Linked DNA regions of Mus musculus: region 2 is linked to region 1. A link is a loop called in an ENCODE intact Hi-C map of the cell type or tissue named here. Cell type or tissue: heart. All regions are shown on one strand. Links, peaks and the distances in the headings refer to the core of each region. The heading gives the core; the rest is flanking DNA.

Region 1 (9,073 bases), core at 2,953-5,452:
AGGGAGAAGGTGTGGGGTGGGAGAGAGGAACTTGCTGAAGGAGGAGGGGCTTGAGCTGGTCTTCCTGTGGTAGGGCTCAGCAGCTGAGAGACTCTGGGAAGGTACAGGCCTACCCTGCTTGTCTGGCTTCCTAGAGTGCAGACCCAGGTCACAGACTTCGGATGGTTCTTTTGGATCTGTCAGGAATCTGCCACTGCTGTTCTAGGACCCCCTTAATTTCATTCTGAGTGCAAACAGGCCAGCAGGAGGCTGGGAGAAATTAAGGATATGTCTCTCTAAGGCTGGGGTTTCAATATACTAAGGGACTTCAGGACTTACCTCTGAAAAGGTCAGCTCAGGAACTTTAGAAATCCTACCAGACCCCTCCCCTCCTGGAAGCAAATGGTCATAAAGAACTCAGGCACCCCTCCCCTGTGGAAGGGAGGGGCTAATGACATTCCTCAGACCACAGGGAGGAGGGACTGACCCCTAGAGCTCATAGACACATTCTGAGATCATTGGCCACCCACCTCAATCCCTTTAGATCAATCAGTTTAGAAGTCACACTGTTCTGCCAATCACATTGTGCCTAATGGCTGCTGCCTGGAGAACTGTATAAAGGCTCACAGGACGGGCTGTGTGTGGTCATTCGCTCTCTCTCTCTCTCTCTCTCTCTCTCTCTCTCTCTCTCTCTCTCTCTCTCTCTCTCTCCCCATGTGCAGGAAGACCCCAACATGTTAGAACAGTAAATTCCTCTTGCTTTTTGCATTGATTCCTGGTTCTGTGTCATTCGCTCAGGGAGTCCCCAGTAAACTAAGACTTGCCACAGTCTTACAACCTCCATCATATCAGATATGACTTGACATTGTCCACCAGATCTTCCTGATTGGTCCGCCTCTGCTCTCCGTGGCTAAGGCAACTACAGTAGGGAGTGAGGCACATGTACCCCATGGTGGTTGGGGACAGGGGCATGGCTTAGGGTTCCAGCTCAAGTTTCCCTCCCTGCTCTTTCCTGGCATCATTGGGTCCCAGTATTCCCTCTCCCTCAGGCTTCTTTAGGGCTCTGCAGGGTTTCTTCTGGCCCTGTGCCATTCAACTTTATAAGTTCTCTTGTGCTTACCTCCCTACAGGGGTTCCTCAGAAGTCATCTGTACCTCCCCCCCTCACTGAAGGGCAGCGGCACATGAAGAAGGTAGAGAAATGATCCCTCAGCTACAGAAGACGACCTGTGAGAGGAATGAGCTGTGTGGTTTCCTGGCCCATTATACAAAGATTTGAACAACAGGTAGTCATTATGCCCAGCACACTCTTGGCTATGTTGTCTCCACGATGTCAAGCCCTGCTTTCTTCAGGGACAGGAGGCTGAACCTCCAGGGTGTCCTTATACGCAAGCTAATTTTCCTGTGTCTAAGAAGTGGAACTTGAAGCCAGGTTAGGAATAAAATGGGAACACAGGCTGTTTTACTTCTTCCAAATTAAAAGCAGAGCCTGTATCCCGAATAACAGTCTGGGGATAGGGACCGAAGTTGTGTGTGCTCTCAAGATGCACCTTAAGATGCCTTGATGGGCAATGGCTTGTGGGAGATTCTAGGTCCCATGAGTTTATGATGAACCTTCATATTTAACCAGCTAATGCTTGGGTCCTGGTTGTTTTGGCAACAACTGGAGATACCTGGCCCCATTTGGCTCATGTCACTGTGTAATTGAAAGGCCTGGAGTTGCCGGGCATCCCTCCCAGCACTCAGGAGGCAGAGGCAGGTGGATTTCTGAATTCAAGGCCAGCCTGGTCTACAGAGTGAGTTCCAGGACAGCCAGGGCTACACAGAGAGACCCTGTCTCAGAAAAAAAAAAGAAGAAGAAGGAAAGGCCTGGACCTCATCAGTGTGCCTCTCTGATCCTGTTCCTTATACTGTGAGACAATGCCACCTCGCATTTCATTGTAATTCTAATTGTGTGTGTGTGTGTGTGGTTGTGTGTGTATATGTGTGTAGTCTGGGATCCCACTGTGAGCTGCTGTGCCTTTGAGCTTTGTGATCTCCTTGGTGGAACAATAGAATCAGCTGGAGAGTATATAAGGCATTCTTACTTTTGGTCTGCTTCCTGGATCATGCACTTTGGCATCCATGTAAATTAGAAACCTAGGATGGAGAATCTGTGTTGTAAAGTCAGGAGACAGACACATCATCACAGTTTTAGGTAGTGGTGGTGGTGGTGGTAGGGTGCTGACAATAGACCTGTCACATAGAATCCTGGGGCTCTCTTAGAGAGCTAGTCTATTTCTCTAAGCTCATGAAACCTAGCTTGCACCAATTTTAACCACTGTCTCTGCTGCCCTTGGACCAGAATAGCAAGGTTAATAAACAAGCACCAGGATGTCCCCTGGTGTGTATATGTGCCAGAACGTAACTGTTGTAGTCCAGGACACAGCTTGAAATCATATGATTCTTGTGGCCTCTCTGTTCATGGGGTTCTTTGCTCCTGGGGCCAGGCCCTAGTGTATGGTTAGATATGGTCCCTCATCTGCTTTGCCATAGGGCTTGGGCTGCTTGGAGAGGTGGAACAAGGGAGTTTTGACTGCTCTTACCCCATGCCAGCACCGGGCAGGTGTCGGGCTATGGGAAGCTGCTGGACACCACTCTGAGGCTGGGGAAGAGCAGTCTGAGGATCCGGGGTCCACTGGAGCTGGCTCGAGGGTCCCCAGTCCTGCAGGGAGGCCAGGGCCACATGGTTCTCAGGCTCTTGGGCACCCAGGTGGCACTGAGATCCGAAGAGCTGAGAACAAAGTGGGGACACGTGGGCTGGATCTAGCCCAGGGCCCAAGGGGAAAGGGGGGAACTCTAGCTGGGTCCCACAAGGAGGAGTCCTTGGCTTGTCAGTGAGCAGCTGGCTTGGCTTGGTGGTCATGGCTGGGAGCACAGAGAGGCCTTGTACGAGAGATTAGACAAGGCTCTAAAGGCAAAGGCCTTCTCTATGGCTCCGCACGGTGGATCCCAGTTTTAAGGCATTTATTGTCATGGCAGAAAGTGGATGAGTAAAACCGTACCCTACTTCTCAGCTGTGGGCCTGAGGTTAAACACCTTCTGCAGGGAGGAGTGTCAGGGAAGGAAAGCTTATTGGCTAAGCCCTTCCAACCTTTAGGTACCTCATTAAAATGGAGATCTGTCTTGAGGCCACAGGTCACATCCTCTACCTGTGAAGGGCTTGGGGCATTGCCCTTACATGACTGATGGCCACAAATCTATGGAGGGTTGTGGCCTCCTGCCAGGAGCCTAATGTCTGGGAACCAGGTGAAACACCTGCCATCCCTCAGGGTCACCAGGGTCTCCAACCTTAGCTCAACCAGGAACCAGGCTGCCTTTCAAGGCCCTACACCCTACCACAGGGTGAACTTTGAGCCTGAGATGCAGAGGATGGGGCATGAACAGGTGAGGTCAAACATGAAGAAACTGCCCAAGGGGATAAGAGAGGCCTTGGGCAAGTGCAAGGGGCTGACTGGGGAAACTGTCTCCTGCTGGTGAGTGACTGACTTGCCTGGGACCCCAGCACCTGGCAGGGGCTGCTTCTGCCCTTCTTGTCTTTGAACCAAAGCGAGGGCTCTGGTTCTCCCTTGTCTTCCTCTCAGCAAGCAGCCTGCCTTGTGGCTTCACCTTGTGCCTCTTGGACTCAGGTTTCCTAAGTGTGAAGCGTCTGTCAGCCTCCTCCAAACATTGTCCTGCAAATGTCGGAGCATCTAGAGAGAAAGGTTTGTGCCATGAGGGGCATGTCAATCAGCCCTGGGTGTCTGGGGCTCTGGTTGGAGATTTCCACAGCTGGTTTCCATGAGACACGTAGATGGATTGTATTCTTGTTGGGTCTCCTGTCCTCTCTCAGAAGGTGTATGACCTTTCCCTGCTGATGTTTGCCAGTACCATGGATAGATAAGCATAAGTCAGGGCTACTTCCTGTTCTGGGACGTACATGGATCCCTTTGGGTGTCAGGGTTTTCAGAAGTACTTTGAGTCTTTCTGGAATGTGGCTGTTCTCTGGATTTGGCCTGCCTCTAGGTGATGCTGGCATAGTTACTGTGGACTCCAGTCTGAGGCTGTCTGAGGACAAGGGACCTGGCAGGGATGGTGGTAGTTGGAGATGGGAAGGAATTTAAAGGCTGGCTGGGCTTCATTATTTCTCATTGTGGTTCAGCATCCTCCACCCCCAGCTCCTGAGTGAGTGGACTCAGCTGAAGATGAAGTGAAGACGTTGAGGCAGGAAAACAGAGGTGCAGAGGAAGCAGAGCATGGTGCAAGAGTCCTGTGAGGAGGCAGAGAGGCTCTGTGAGGAGGCCACGAGAAGATCTGTGAGATGAGGAGGACAGAGCAGCAGCTCTCTTTCTCTGCACCTGGCCCAGCTCTTGGTTCACACTGGAGACACCTGAAGAGCATCTTCTTGGGCCTGTTTCCCTGAATGGTGCTGGAGAGTTAGTGCATGTGTTTAAGTTCCTAACCTTTTATTCCTTCAACAGGGAAGACTATGTACAGCCCTCCATGAAGAATTGTTACTTTTACATCAATCATTCAGGAGTAGTAAAGGATTCTACGGCTAAAGTTTGAGAAGGACTAGCCAAAAGGAAAAGAGAAAAAGGATAGCATCAAGGATGGTTTGAATCCTGATTCTCCACTTTCCCATGGCTTACAACTTTAATTTCTACACTGCTTGGACCATTAATTATAATTTTGTTGCTTTTAACTTTTGGACCTTGTGTCTTAAACAAATTGGTTGCCTTCACACAGGATCACTTTCAGGAAGCTCAGATATTCACCATGGCAGTCATTCATCGCTATGAAGAAATGCATTGGGTGCATAGTCATATGTCCTTCGTGGCTTCGGTCTGAATGGGAAAGAGTGTGCTATTGAAGGCCAGTAGTCAGAGTTGGGTAAGAGTGTTCTTTAGCTCCTATCAACCTAAGACAGACATATGTCAAAAAGCTATGTTTGTCATCCATGACAGGGAAGAAGGAGCAATATAGACACCTAAGACAGGCATGGTCGCCTAGCCAGTCTATTCCCTAGACAGGATTATGGAAAACAAATGAATCTTGTGCCCCTGTCCAGCTATTGATAACTGTTCATCTTTAATAAACAAAAAGGGAGGGGTGATTGTGCCTTTCCCTGAGCCTTGAGTAGGCTGAACAAAACCAGGATGGTTTTACAACCTTGCTGGAGTCATTTGGCCTCACAGCATTTGTAATTTCCTACAGGATCTTTGAGGAGTTGACCTGCTGAGCTTGCTTTGCAACTCAATCCAGCTGAAACAAAGGATGGGTCTGTGGGCTTTCCCTATATATCCCAGTGCTAAATATTAAACTTTGAGCCTTGATCAGAAACTTTGTCTTGGCTTCATTCTTCTCTTGCACCCGTCCTTTTTCATTTCTAGCCCCCCTTTTTAGGTAGCCCCCCTTTTTAGGGGAGGGGGATGATTGATGCTACCCAATGAATGCTCAGTGTACATTGAGAGTTTTAAGGAAGTGTTTCTTCCAATGAGTGCTTTATTCCTGTAAAACAACCCTGAAATGGATCTGTGTGGAATGACTTCTGTAACAAACCTGGGTCAGAGAGTTAATGTCTAGAGGATGTAATCCTATTGGTCACCAGAATCATGCTGTCAAACCAATGGTAAAAAGAATCTGTTCTTTATGAATAAAGGCTATATCTACACACAGAGAGCATCAACATACATATATAGTTCATTCAATTCCATGGCTAGTGTGTTCAGCTTTCAAGATGGCTCAGCAGGTTTTGGAACTTGCATACAGGCCTACAAACCTGATTTTCTTCCCTGGGATTCACTGACTTGAAGGAGAAAACAAACTTCCCACAAATTGTCCTCTATTTTTCATGTGGATGGGGCTGCTAGGTTTTCGTCCACAGAAGCAGAGCATCAGGTTTCTCATTCCTCATATAAACTAGAATATCTCCCTCTGTTGCTCTCATTGTGAGCCCTGCCACCTCTTGACTACAGTGTCCTAGGCTGCTGCCAAGCTCAGTATGCAGGATGTCTCAGAGAGTTTTGGCTATTATCCCACAGAACTAGGTGGGATGGGGCAGGCTAGCCATTATGGAACCTCAGCATGAAACCTAGGTCGTGGCCCCGAGGGCACTGAGCCTGGGGCAACAGCTACTGGATGAGGAGGCAGGAAGCGCCAAGGCAGAGCTGCTGCTCCAGCTTCTGGCCAGGGAACAGGACCTGAGCTGTCACTGATGAAGATGCAGCCTCACCTGCTGCTCACTCTCTACTGCCACTGTCGCAGAGGGGCAGAGGGCGCGAGTGAATGGTACTCCTGCTCGGCCCCTACAGCCACCCTTCTCTCAGCCCCTCACTAATCAGGGCTAGAATCTTATTAAGGCCATTGCTCTGCCTGTATGACAAGGATGACACTTTTCTCCTAGCCAATCAGGGGAGGGACAAATGCCTCTACTTGAATTCACATTTCCTGTCTGTCCTCAGGGTCTCTGTTCCTTGCCTTTCCTAATGTGGTTGTTACAGCCGCTGAGTTCTCAGGGGTCTTCATGTGTAATGGCTGGGGCACCTTGAACGGCTGTGATTCATCCCCCTTTTCTAAGCTCCTCACCATTTGCTAGCCCTCTGGAGCCTCTAGGCCAGTGGCAGATCCCCTAAGTTCTGATCCCTGCCTGCCACCCAGGTTAGATCACTAGTGCCTCTTCTCTTTGTGGCTCTTTTCTGTTTGTTTCCTGTTCGTCTTCTAGTTGGCCCAGATTTGCTGTGAATCATGCACAACACCTTTCCTGGATTTCTTTAGAAAATGGTGGTTTAGAAAAGTCGAGGAAGTTGCATTGCACCATGGGAAAATCTTAGTAGTGGTTGCTGTGGCTCGGTTCCCTCCTGGAGAGTTCTGAGTTCCTGGTGAAGGAGAGCTGAGACCTTTGGAACCCCTGTGTTCTTGCTCTTGGTAGTGACTGATTTGTAAGTGTGTGTAGGGGGAGGGTGCTGCTGGAGTTTGCGACTAGTGGTAGGCTTGTCCTGACTGGGCTGTGGAGAGAGAAGCCAGCCTCCTCGACAAGGAAGAAGGCATAGTACAGAGAAAGGATGAGGGCTGGCATGTATGGTGTCTGTTGTGGCAGGAACTCTACCTTATCACATTTAATCGCTGTTAAAAGCATGTGAACTGTCCAATATTCTTGCTTTGCCAGAGATAAAAGGGTAGCTTTAAGTGGTCAAAATGCTCAGGAAAGATTGAATGCTAAGAGTTCTGAGTTATTGTCTATTGCTTTTTAAAAACATATTCAGAGCCTGGAAACAGCATTTGTGTCTTGTGTATAGTAAATCAATATACATAATAAAATCAATAAAGATAAGCAGGGGGCCTGGAGAGATGGCTCAATGGTTAAGAGCACTGACTGCTCTTCCAGAGGTCTGAGTTCAATTCCCAGCAACCACATAGTGGCTCACAAGCATCTGTAATGGAATGTGATGCCCTCTTCTGGTGTGTCTGAGGACAGCTACAGTGTACTCATATACATTAAATAAATAATATTTGAAAATATGTGAAGACAAGCAGGAGCCCCCGAATGTTCTAGGTCTGGGATCAAAAACCAGTCTGATCATTAATAAATTTTAACAAAGAGGAGACTTATATTCAGATACTGGCAACAGGTCCACCTAGGAGTCAGGCCCAATTTAGTGCCCAGCCACACCAGTCAGGGGTGTATAAAGGCAAAGAACATTCTGCTTATGTGCAAGCAGAAGGCTATCTCAAGCAAAACAAGTAAAAGCAGCGGTTAACCTTATAACCTAGTATCTTACATAAACAACAGTTTTGTTAAAATCATATATACGACCATGCAAACACAAAAAAACAACCCTTAATGTCTGGAAGACCAATTTTGCTTTGTAGTTCTCAAATACAGTGATTTTAAATTTTTAAAAATAAATTTAGCCATCAACATAATATTAGCCTCCACATCTACAACAGTAGACAATATGGTGTTTTAAATTGCCTGGTTTTAGAACCTGCTTTACCTGTGTGGCTGCGTCTGGTGACCTGCAGCACACCCATTCTCTTGTACAGGCACAGCACAAGTTCCGTAGCAGTTAGTTCTCCTGCTGACAGTTGATTGACCCTCCACCATCTCTTGTGGAAACTGTGCTGCTCTCAGGGAAGCCCAGGCTCACAGCTCTAGGGTGTTTTAGAGAAATTCCCAGGTCAGGACATTTGTGGGTTTCACTTTCCAAGTGAAGTCTCATTGTTTTCTGAGGGAATCTGTCATCTCTGCTTCTGGGCGCTCTCATCTGAAGTTCATCTTACTCTGTGGCACCAGAGCCTTCTGTTTTTACAGGACTGTAATAGCCTGGACTCCCTCACCTTCATCAGGGTGAATGTAAGTGATGTTGAAAGGAGGAGCGATAATGGCTCCAGAGTGATTAAGTTCAAAGTCTGGTGGCTACTGTGAGTACTAAATTATGTTTTGTTTGAGTGACAGAATTCTCAAATAACAAAATACAAGTAGAGTCTTCCCCTACATAAGCGAAGCCTAGAAGCCTACTCCTGTGTCAACTTCCTTGGTCTTCCTCCATTGTCTTCTGTACACCAGTTGAGCTGCCTCAGCTCCAGGCAACAGAGCTAGAGTCTGGCTCACAAGATGGGACCACAGTCTGGCACACGCCTGCACTCAGAAGTTTAGAGAAGGAGGAAAAAGTCTGGGCTAGCCTAGGCTATAAAGGGAAACACTGGGCCAAAAGGAAGATGGAGAGAAAAATAATTTTTTTTAATTTGTTTTTTGTTGTTGTGTGGGAACTAAAAGGGGGTATAGGGGAAAGAAGGGGGGAGGGAGGATAGCCCATGTCTGGCCAGAGTTGTTCTTATGCTCTGGGCAGGCAGGTGCGGGAGGACTTTCCACTTGGCCCTGGGTGGGCATCTAAGCCACTGACTCCACTCGACAGGGGGTGGACAAGGGGCAGCCCCTGACTGAGGGCCCTGGGGTGACACCCTGTAGCCTCGGGGTTATGGGAGAGAGGGCTGAGGGAGAGAGGTTCCCACACAGGTGAGAGCAAGCACAGCGGGCCTTGATGAACAGAGACAGTCTAAGGTTTTAAAGCTTT
Region 2 (9,073 bases), core at 4,196-6,695, 140 kb before region 1:
AATTAAAACTAAGATTTTCTGGCAAACAAAAGTAAAGTTATTCCTTAACTAAAGAACAAAAGTTGAAACAGTATTTTATAGAAGATCTTATTTGATTTTTCTGATTGTCTTAATTTTGTTGGCAATAAAATTTGTTCCACATGCTATTTTTTGCTGCTGTTGTGACTCTGGTTTTTTAATTATTTCTAATTTTTTCAACAGGCTTTAATAGATGAAGATAGACTCTTATCACGGTTAGAAGTTATGGGAAACCAGTTGCAGGCATGCTCCAAAGTAGGTATTTAATCTCGGGTACACAGAGAAGAATTCATGGTGTTTTCTGTAGTTTCAGGTCTCTGTTATTTGAGTTTATGTTAAAACATTTATATAGTCCACAATTCTTTCACATCTTTGTCGCAAAAAAATTCAAGTATACATATAAGTGGGAAGAATTGTGTGATGCATACCTGTGCTCAATTCTGATTTCTTTTTCTATTACAATTGATTGATATTCATTGACGAAGTGATTTGCCTTCTGGAATGTGACTTGATTTAAACTTGGTTTATATAAATGTTTATTGAAACATTTTTCTGAGCCGGTGTGGTGGCGCACGCCTTTTATCCGAGCACTCAGGAAGCAGAGGCAGGTGGATTTCTGAGTTTGAGGCCAGCCTGGTCTACAAAGTGAGTTCCAAGACAGCCAGGACTATACAGAGAAACCCTATCTTCAAAAACCAAAAAAAAAAAAAAAAAAAAAAAAGAAAAAAAGAAAAAGAAAGAAAGAAAGCAAGCAAGCAAGCATTTTTCTGGTTCTTTGGCATGAAGTAGTAGATAATTGGTCTGGTCAGAGGTTATGATACTTGTTTCACCTGTCCACTCACCATGGATGGTTTTGTTCTTCAATCAAAGACATAATCGCAGATGGCTCTCCTTTTAAGATGTTACCATTCATTGATGACTCTTCACGAGGTTCATTATTTCATTAAGGATATTTAACATAGTAATGCAATTCTGCCATTTCTTCATTTACTTCTTCAGAGAGAATTCTTCCTTCATGAACCATCTTATTACTCTGAAGTATATTTTCTACAGAAAAAAAAACAAAACAAAACAAGTCTCCCCCAATTATTTACTAGATTAAAACAGAATAAACTGTTTTTTGGGTTTTTTTTTTTTGTTGTTTTAATCCAGCAGCAAATGACAATGTAGTGCTTTCTCTCTTGCTTAGATTGAAGTACATTTTGGTGTGTTTAAGTCTATACTAGTAGTTATCTTTGTGGATGATCAAATCAGTCTGAGTTTTCTGTGAGTAAATGCTTTGAGGTTGGCTCTCTGGCTCTCTCTCACCTGCTTTAATGGCTCCAGCCGACTGCGAGCCTGGAGGCCCTGTGCTCACCTGCACAGTTTTTGTTCCAACCCTGGACTTTCCTTTTTCCTCACGAAGCTCTTACTGCTTCCGTTTGGGGCAAATGAAATTATGAGCAATGATTTTTGCTTATAACTGAAACTATGATAGCTTCTACAGAATACGAGTAATTAATCTTAATATTTGAGATAAACTATTTGCCTTTAGCTCATTTCTATTGAAATTAGTGTAATTTCTGAAGTATAAGTTACTACTGCAACTTTGAAATACACATTTAGTTAATAGTAGGCCAACATTTGTATTTGTGGGTACCGTGACATTATAATTTTGAGTATTTTAATGAGTTTCTTTCAAAGGATAAACAGTTTTCACAGAAAAGTGACTTGGGTGTGATGTGAGTGTCTTATCCTAGAATCAAACAGAAGACAGTTTACGGAAGGAGCTGATTGCACTGCAGGAGGATAAACACAGCTATGAAACCACAGCCAAAGAGTCCCTGAGGCGGGTTCTTCAGGAGAAAATCGAAGTGGTTAGAAAACTTTCAGAAGTTGAGGTATTTCACTTTTACTGCCATTGTTTTTAAAGATTTGTTTTACTTTTAAAATTATGTCTATGTGAAGTAAGTGTGGGTATTGTGTGCTAGTGAACGTGTCTGCAGAAGGCTGAGGCCTCGAATCCACTGGACCTGGAATTATAGGCAGTTTTCACCCATCTGATGTGGATGCTGGGAACTGAGCTATCATTGCCTGGTCTGGAGTTAGAGCAGGTTGGCCCCTGGACTACTTTTGTCTTCCAAGTGGTGGAATTAAAGACTTGCTGGCACCATGTCTGGTGGGAATTGATCTTTTGTCACATAATTGACGATGGTCACATAAGGCTGAGACGTTACTACTTCAGCCATCCTCTAGAGCAGTGGCTCTCAGCCTTCCTAGTGCTCAGGCCTTTAATACAGTTCCTCATGTGTGCTGACCTGACTCCCAACCATAAGGTTATTTTTGTTGCTACTCCGTAACTGTAGTTTTGCTACTGTTAATTCTAATGTGAGCACCCATATTTTTGGATGGTCTTAGGCACCCTATGAGATTGTTCTGCCCACAGAAGTTAATACCTACTGCTTTAGGGTGGCACTTTATCTTAGGCTTTACAAGTTAATATTGTCCAGGTTCTATGAAAAATCAAAGTGTGATTCTTGTGACTGAGGATCTAGCTCAGTGGGCATGTGCTTAGCATGTGTGAGGACATGGATAATGGATAGTTTGTATTATGGTCTCATTCTATAACACGTGCTTTATGTTCATTGATGTTTGATTAATCTGACATACACACAAAGTTTCAGGTGTCTTTCTGTTTTCACATTAGATGAATTGTTATATGGTTTTATTCTTACTTTAAGGATTGTTGACTTAGAGGTTGAGTGCGATAGAGTGTACTTATAATCACCGCACTTGGGAGTCTAAGGCAGGAGATTCACAGGAGATTAGGCTAGCCTGTACTTCATAGTGAACTTGAAGCCAGCTTGAGTAACATAATATTGTTAAGAGTTACGTTTTAGTATATATGTTGCTGAAATTATTTTGTCTTTTAAATCAGCTTTTTATAAATTTAATCCAAATGTTGATGTAGACTAGTTCAGAACTACACTTTTTACAAATTGAAAATAAAATTGAACGATAAATTTAAAATAAGTACCCATTTACTCTAACTGAATTCCCTGTGAACTTGCCTTGCAGCGAAGTCTGAGTAATACTGAAGATGAATGTACCCACCTGAAAGAGATGAATGAGCGCACTCAGGAAGAGTTGAGAGAATTAGCCAATAAATATAATGGAGCAGTTAATGAAATTAAAGATTTATCTGATAAATTAAAGGTATGTATACTAGTTCCTTTTGTGTTGCTGTGGTAGGATACCATGAACAGAATACTTTATAGAAGGAAGAGGTTACTTGGGCTTGGGGTTCCAGAGGAGCCTTTCACCATCATGGCGAGGAAGTGTGGCAGCAGTCATCTATGGCAGCTGGAGCTGGAAGCTTAGAGATCACTGGGAATGGCTTGAGCCTCTGAAACATCCAAGTCTATACCCTGTGACATATTCCTCCCACAAAGGCACACTTCTTAGACCTACCCAAACAGCATTACCAACTGAGTACCAAGTGTTCAGACATGTGACCTGTGAGGGACATTCTTAATCCAGCCATCACAGCTTCTATGTCAACCACTAGACGCATGTTAGCGTCACTAACGTGCTAATCGCTTAAGACGTTTATTAGTCACTCAAGAGCTGGTGATGTAAAATTGGGTAAAATTAAAAAGTTGAAACTGATAGTGAAAATAGAAAATGTATTCTATTTAGTCTATCCTCTATTATTGTTGAAATTGAAAGCCTTTAAAGTAGACATACTTCTAGATGGAAATGTAGTCAGCACTTCATAACAGCAGATGTAGTGTTTGCTTCAGCATCCCATAGACTAAGAAAAGAACAGCATTTTCTAATATACACTTGGAAGGAGAAACAAATCAATATGCTATGAAATGATGAGATAGCTCAGTGTGGGTACTAAAACCGGTTATAGAATCCATGGTGGAGGACGGAAAGTCCTCAGAGTTGTCCTCTGACCTCCACTTGAGGGCCATGGTACCCATGCACTAGAACTTAGGCATGTGTAACACTCGTGTACATACACACATACGTAGACACACAGACATGCAAGCGCACACACAGTAATAATAAATAAATAAATAAAACTATAAAAAGAGAATCAAAAGCCATAGGGAGATGTCTCATAGGGCAATACAAACCTGATATCCTTGTTCACTCCCAGGAGCCCATGGTGGAAGGAATGGACACCACAGAGTTGTGCTCTGATCTCCACATGAGCTACCAACGCATCATATACACACACATGCACATATTATAATAATAAAGTTTTTAAAAAGAGTTAGCAAAATCTAATATATAATCAGATGCTTTTAAAACCTCCTCATTTTTAGGTCATCTCAGAGTTAGGGGCCAGCTGTTTGGTGCTGCAGTAAATTCAAAGGGAGCTTGGGATAACCTGCTTGAGCCATGCTTGGTCTCAGCCTGCAGCTGTGCCATTGATTCTGTTTCAGTTGCGATTCCTCTGGGACATTTTTAATAAGGGCATCAGACCATAGGATAATGTCTAGTTGGTCCTTTAAAGTCTTGTGACTGACTTGTTAAAAATCCATCTTAGTGTTATCCGTATCTATTGGCCGGTTATGAGAGGAAAGGAAGAGATATGGGGATGGGAGAGAAAATAGAATGTATGTACCATGAAAACAGAAAGGGCTGTGTGGGAAGAGAAACAGAAGCAGCTAGAGAGGCAGTGGTCATCCGGGCAGGCGGTGCAAATAAGAGTGAGTAATGGATAGACATGTATGTATGAAGAATGCCATGGTAAAGCAGTACTGGATGAGTGCCTACAAGATAGGTATTTATCAGCGAAGCCAGGGCATATCGCTCACTGAAGTTCTCAGAGAGGTCTTGCCAAGAGAAATGTTTTTGGAAAGGGTTTATACTATCATCTTTTTAGTTAATAATTTTAAATTAGTGTTATATTTTAGAACTATCAAACAAGTTGTAATAATAGTAAATTTGGGAATCTATTTCCCACATAACACACATGGGGGATTTAACTTAGACTCTATCGCTTGTTTATCTCCTGTGTTTCCTTCTAAGTTCCCCTTCTCAGTGCTTTGTAGTAGTGAGCTCGGTGCAGATCACTCACTTTCCACATTGAGTCTCTGTCTTTGTTTTCTGTAAAAAATCAGCTTTATAAATATGTTCTGTAATTCTGAATGTACTTCTCAGAAGTGTAAATGAATGGGGTCAGTTCTGGCTTTCAGCTAGCTAAAGCAAGATGAGTTTTATGACTTGACTGAAGATTCCTATGCAACAGGTAGCAGAGGGAAAACAAGAGGAAATCCAACAGAAGGGACAAGCTGAGAAGAAGGAATTACAGACGAAAATTGATGAAATGGAAGAAAAAGAACAAGAGCTCCAGGCAAAAATCGAAGCTTTGCAAGCTGATAACGACTTCACCAATGAAAGGCTGACAGCTCTGCAAGGTAAGCTGGTGAGACAGAAATTGGTTTTATTTGATTTTTGTTCTCTTTGTCTGTGAAATACCTTTTTCTTGGACTATTTTTTTACAGTACGGTTAGAACACCTGCAGGAGAAAACCCTTAAAGAATGCAGCAGCTTAGGTAGGTGTCACCTTATTTAAAGATGTCTTCATCAGCTGTTGACCTTGTTCCCAGTTCACATTGTTCACTTCTTACACTGTTTACTTCTTTCATTTGATATTTTACTTATCAAGCAGAAGTTATATATTTAGAAATCTCCTTTTATAGTACTCATGATTGCCACCAGTGGGCACCATTGTTCAGACTTTGAGGTAGATTTTTGCCTCTGAGATTTTAAGTAGCAGGAATCACATCCCCACTCCACCCCTACCCCACTCCCCAGTTTCTGGAAGGTCTCTAAGCCTGAGTTAGTAGAGAATGGCAGCTTGAACTCTTCCTATTAGTACAATGTTCTATACAAAGTCAGTGTAAGTAGAAATATAAAATGCTGTAGCTACACTTGAAGCCAATTTTAAAGTTAACAATTTCTTTGATCAGGCAATGATATCCTGTCTTAATCCTAGGGATACAAGTTGATGACTTCTTACCTAAAATAAATGGGAGCACAGAAAAAGGTAGCGTAAAAAAATATTTTTTCATGATATCCTTTTATTATTTAAGTAGGACAGAGAGCTAAATGCTTGATGATTTTAGTACTTGAAGTAACACACATATACAACTGTTCTCATACCATTAAAATTCATCATTTAAAATCCAGCTTCTCTTTATAGTCTAAGACACAGAGGTGATCTGTACTTAGATATCGCTTGCTATGTGGAAATTGCAATGACTCACGTGAGAAATGCTGCACTTGTTAGCCATGGCTTGGTTTATAGCTCTTAACCTTCTGAGGAGCTTGTACTTCTGTGTTGTTCCATTACGATTGGCTCCTCGGTCTCCATGCACAGGGTGGGAACTTACTTAACTTCCCATTGGATACTTTCTTTATCTAAAAATTCTTTTTTATTTGGTTTTTCTTCTGGGTAGCAAGAGTTCTCAATCAACCAAAACTTAGAGCCAGTGTATTAGTGTTTATTTATCTTTGTTGTCCTTCCTCCCTTCTCACCCCAACCCCACCCCCCTGCAGTCTCACCATGCCACCATGGCTGCTTAGAACTATTTAAATCATGCTGGTCATGAACTCAAGAGATCTGCTTGCCTCTGTCCTGCAAGTACTGGGGTCAAAGACATGAGCCACCCTCCCAGTGCATGGATGCTTTTGAATTACTGACTTTGTAGTCGTTTAGTCCTTTAGTCGTAAGGTATTTGTTCACTTAGGCCACTTGCCCCTTTCCTCTAAGAGTCATGGAGAACCACCTCGAGCTGTGTGCTGAGTCTTGCACTGGCTATGTGGAGTACTAAGGGATTACAGTTATGTTCAGTGAATACTGATGTGCTTATCAGCTGATTTTAATATAGAGAATTTAGAAGTAGGTATTAAGGTCAGAACTAGAATTTCTAAAGAAACCGTATTCCACGATCAGAGTATATCCTTCTCATGGAGAGAGGTCAGCGGGAAGAAGTGTTTCTTTTGATTTGTTTAAAAGGAAAATGGATGAGCTGGAGATAGAGCTTTATGTGTTTTCCAAGTTTATGCCTTGGATTCAAATCCAGCATTACAAAAAAGGGAAAAATAAGTTCTTATAGTAACTGCCAAATGGCCCAGATAATGCTGTAAATGTGAGCTGTACAGTCAAGGTCTAATATTGCATATATTGTGCATTGTAGGATTCTTAAGAAAAAAAGTATTCATTGCTATTTGATTTGTCTGTGTAATTTATAAAATGCCTTAAGTTTTTTCAGATTTGAGTTTTTGAGTTTCAATCTGAGAATTTTTAAAGGTATAGTTTATATTCATTTTACCAAAACTTTTAGTTGCTATGTATTAAAAGTATTTAGCAAATTTTTGTTAAATGAGTTAATCTCCTCTTCTAAGTACTCTTTTTTCTTAAATGATTTTCTGTTTTCCATTATTATTTTGCTTGCTTCTTTCCTTTCTGATTGTATACTTTTTAATTGAGTATTTCCTTGACTGTGTGTCAAGTGTCACATTAATACAAGCTATGGACTTTTATTTTTTCAGTTAAGAATCTTTATATACATACAAAACCATCTTTTTACTAGAGTTGTCAGATTGCTTTGTAAAATTTCTGCCCCCAAATTTAGATTAGTAGTCTGTTTTCCTATTGGAGAATAGTTATAGACTCCTTAGTTTAATGAATAATGAATTTTAATTAGTTTAATTTTAAATGAATAAAATGTTTATATTGTTCCAGGGCACTCCTTGCTATAATTATTCCATCGTTAAAGCATCTGGGTCCCTGTTGACACTGTGTTAAGTACCACGAGAATGCTAGCAAAGATTTTGACACAAACATCTCATTATGCTCCATTCTATTATAGAGTGAACTTTGTATTTGTAGTAAGATAATTTACCTTTTAAAACATCACCAAAGTTCACAGCCAGAATTTTCATAAATTTTAAAGTTAACATTACCCTTTAAGTAGTAGAGAAAAATACCAAGTTTAGAAGCAAAAGAGAAAATATCAACAGTGTCTAGAGATATTATAGTTCATATTTCTTCCAATGAACTCTTTTGAAATGACTTAAATTTTCTAAAAGCACAGATTTTATACTGTAAGTTTTTGTCTCCTTATAAACAAGCATTATTTAAATATATTGGAGTGTAGAATAGTGCCATCTAAAAGCAATATGTGAGAAATTTAAAAATGTCTAGTAACTGCAGTAAAAGTTTAAAAAGAAACAAGTAAAACACATTTAAGTAGTAAATTTTATTTAACTAGCAATTTTAACCATGTTATTTAAATATGTAACCAATATTTAAAGGTTAAAAAACCATTTTATATTAATTTTCCCTAGTAAGTGTTTGAAATCATCATATATTGATTTTAGGCTACACATAGCTTGTTTAGAATGAGCTCTGTTTAAATGGCTTAGTGGCATTTGCAATTAATGGCTACAGTAGCATAGGTACAACATGAGTACAAGGGAAACCGGAATCCTTAGGAAACGCATTTGTTTAAGCTCTGCGTTCTAAGTAGAATGGTTCTTTATGGTTCCATATTTGGTTGGGTTTTTCCCCCCATTTCTTTTACTTTTACCGATATTGCAGAGACTTGTTTTCCTTCCAGTAAGCATCTGATTCCTTTTGGATTACTAGTGATAGTAATATATTCTGTAGTTGTCTCAACTTAATTCCTAAGGGCCTGAATTCAAGTAATAGACTTTAAGTGTCATGTTTGAAATGCTTAGACAGACTCCGAGAATGTTGTCTTATGTACGTAAAGGTGCTTTTGTAGACATAGCACATATGTATTTGCCTTTTTACTTAAACAGTAGACTTTATCTAAACTAGTCTACTAAATAGTTTAGGGTCAGATTCAGATATTATAAATAGAGTACTCAGGGTACTGGAGAGATGGCTCAGTGGTTCAGAGAATTTTCTGCCCTGCAAGGAGGACCCAGGTTTGATTCCTATAACCCACATAGCATCTCACAACCAGCAGTAACTCTAGCTCCAGGGGATCCACCATCCTTTTCTGACCTTTGTGGCTTCCTGCAT

The links. A loop is a pair of places that touch in the nucleus more often than their neighbours do. Peaks named below come from ENCODE experiments on the same cell type or tissue, not always from the same donor. Only the 100,000 strongest peaks of a DNase experiment are listed, where the experiment ranks them.
Region 2: a loop joins it to region 1, with 3 times the contacts of the local background. A loop is called at or near these places in 2 of 42 quality-filtered maps.

What each region holds. Positions count from the first base shown.
Region 1 is chr14:26,311,448-26,320,520 of GRCm38, reverse strand. Gm46445 (a long non-coding RNA gene) reads right to left here and starts at 8,026. Exons shown (of 2, transcript XR_001781205.1): 1 at 7,994-8,026. Gm34059 (a long non-coding RNA gene) reads left to right here. Exons shown (of 4, transcript XR_874469.1): 2 at 1,110-1,264; 3 at 4,746-4,889; 4 at 5,214-5,333. In heart, for the core only: no CTCF peak of the experiment used is centred there; a DNase peak (open chromatin) is centred at 3,970.
Region 2 is chr14:26,456,401-26,465,473 of GRCm38, reverse strand. It overlaps Slmap (sarcolemma associated protein), which reads left to right. Exons shown (of 23, transcript NM_001310445.1): 7 at 202-273; 8 at 1,758-1,898; 9 at 3,076-3,213; 10 at 5,264-5,432; 11 at 5,520-5,570; 12 at 6,014-6,064. Among named protein-coding and RNA genes, the nearest start is that of Gm24031, 37 kb to the left of the region's middle. In heart, for the core only: a CTCF peak has its summit at 5,724 (motif pointing right); no DNase peak of the experiment used is centred there.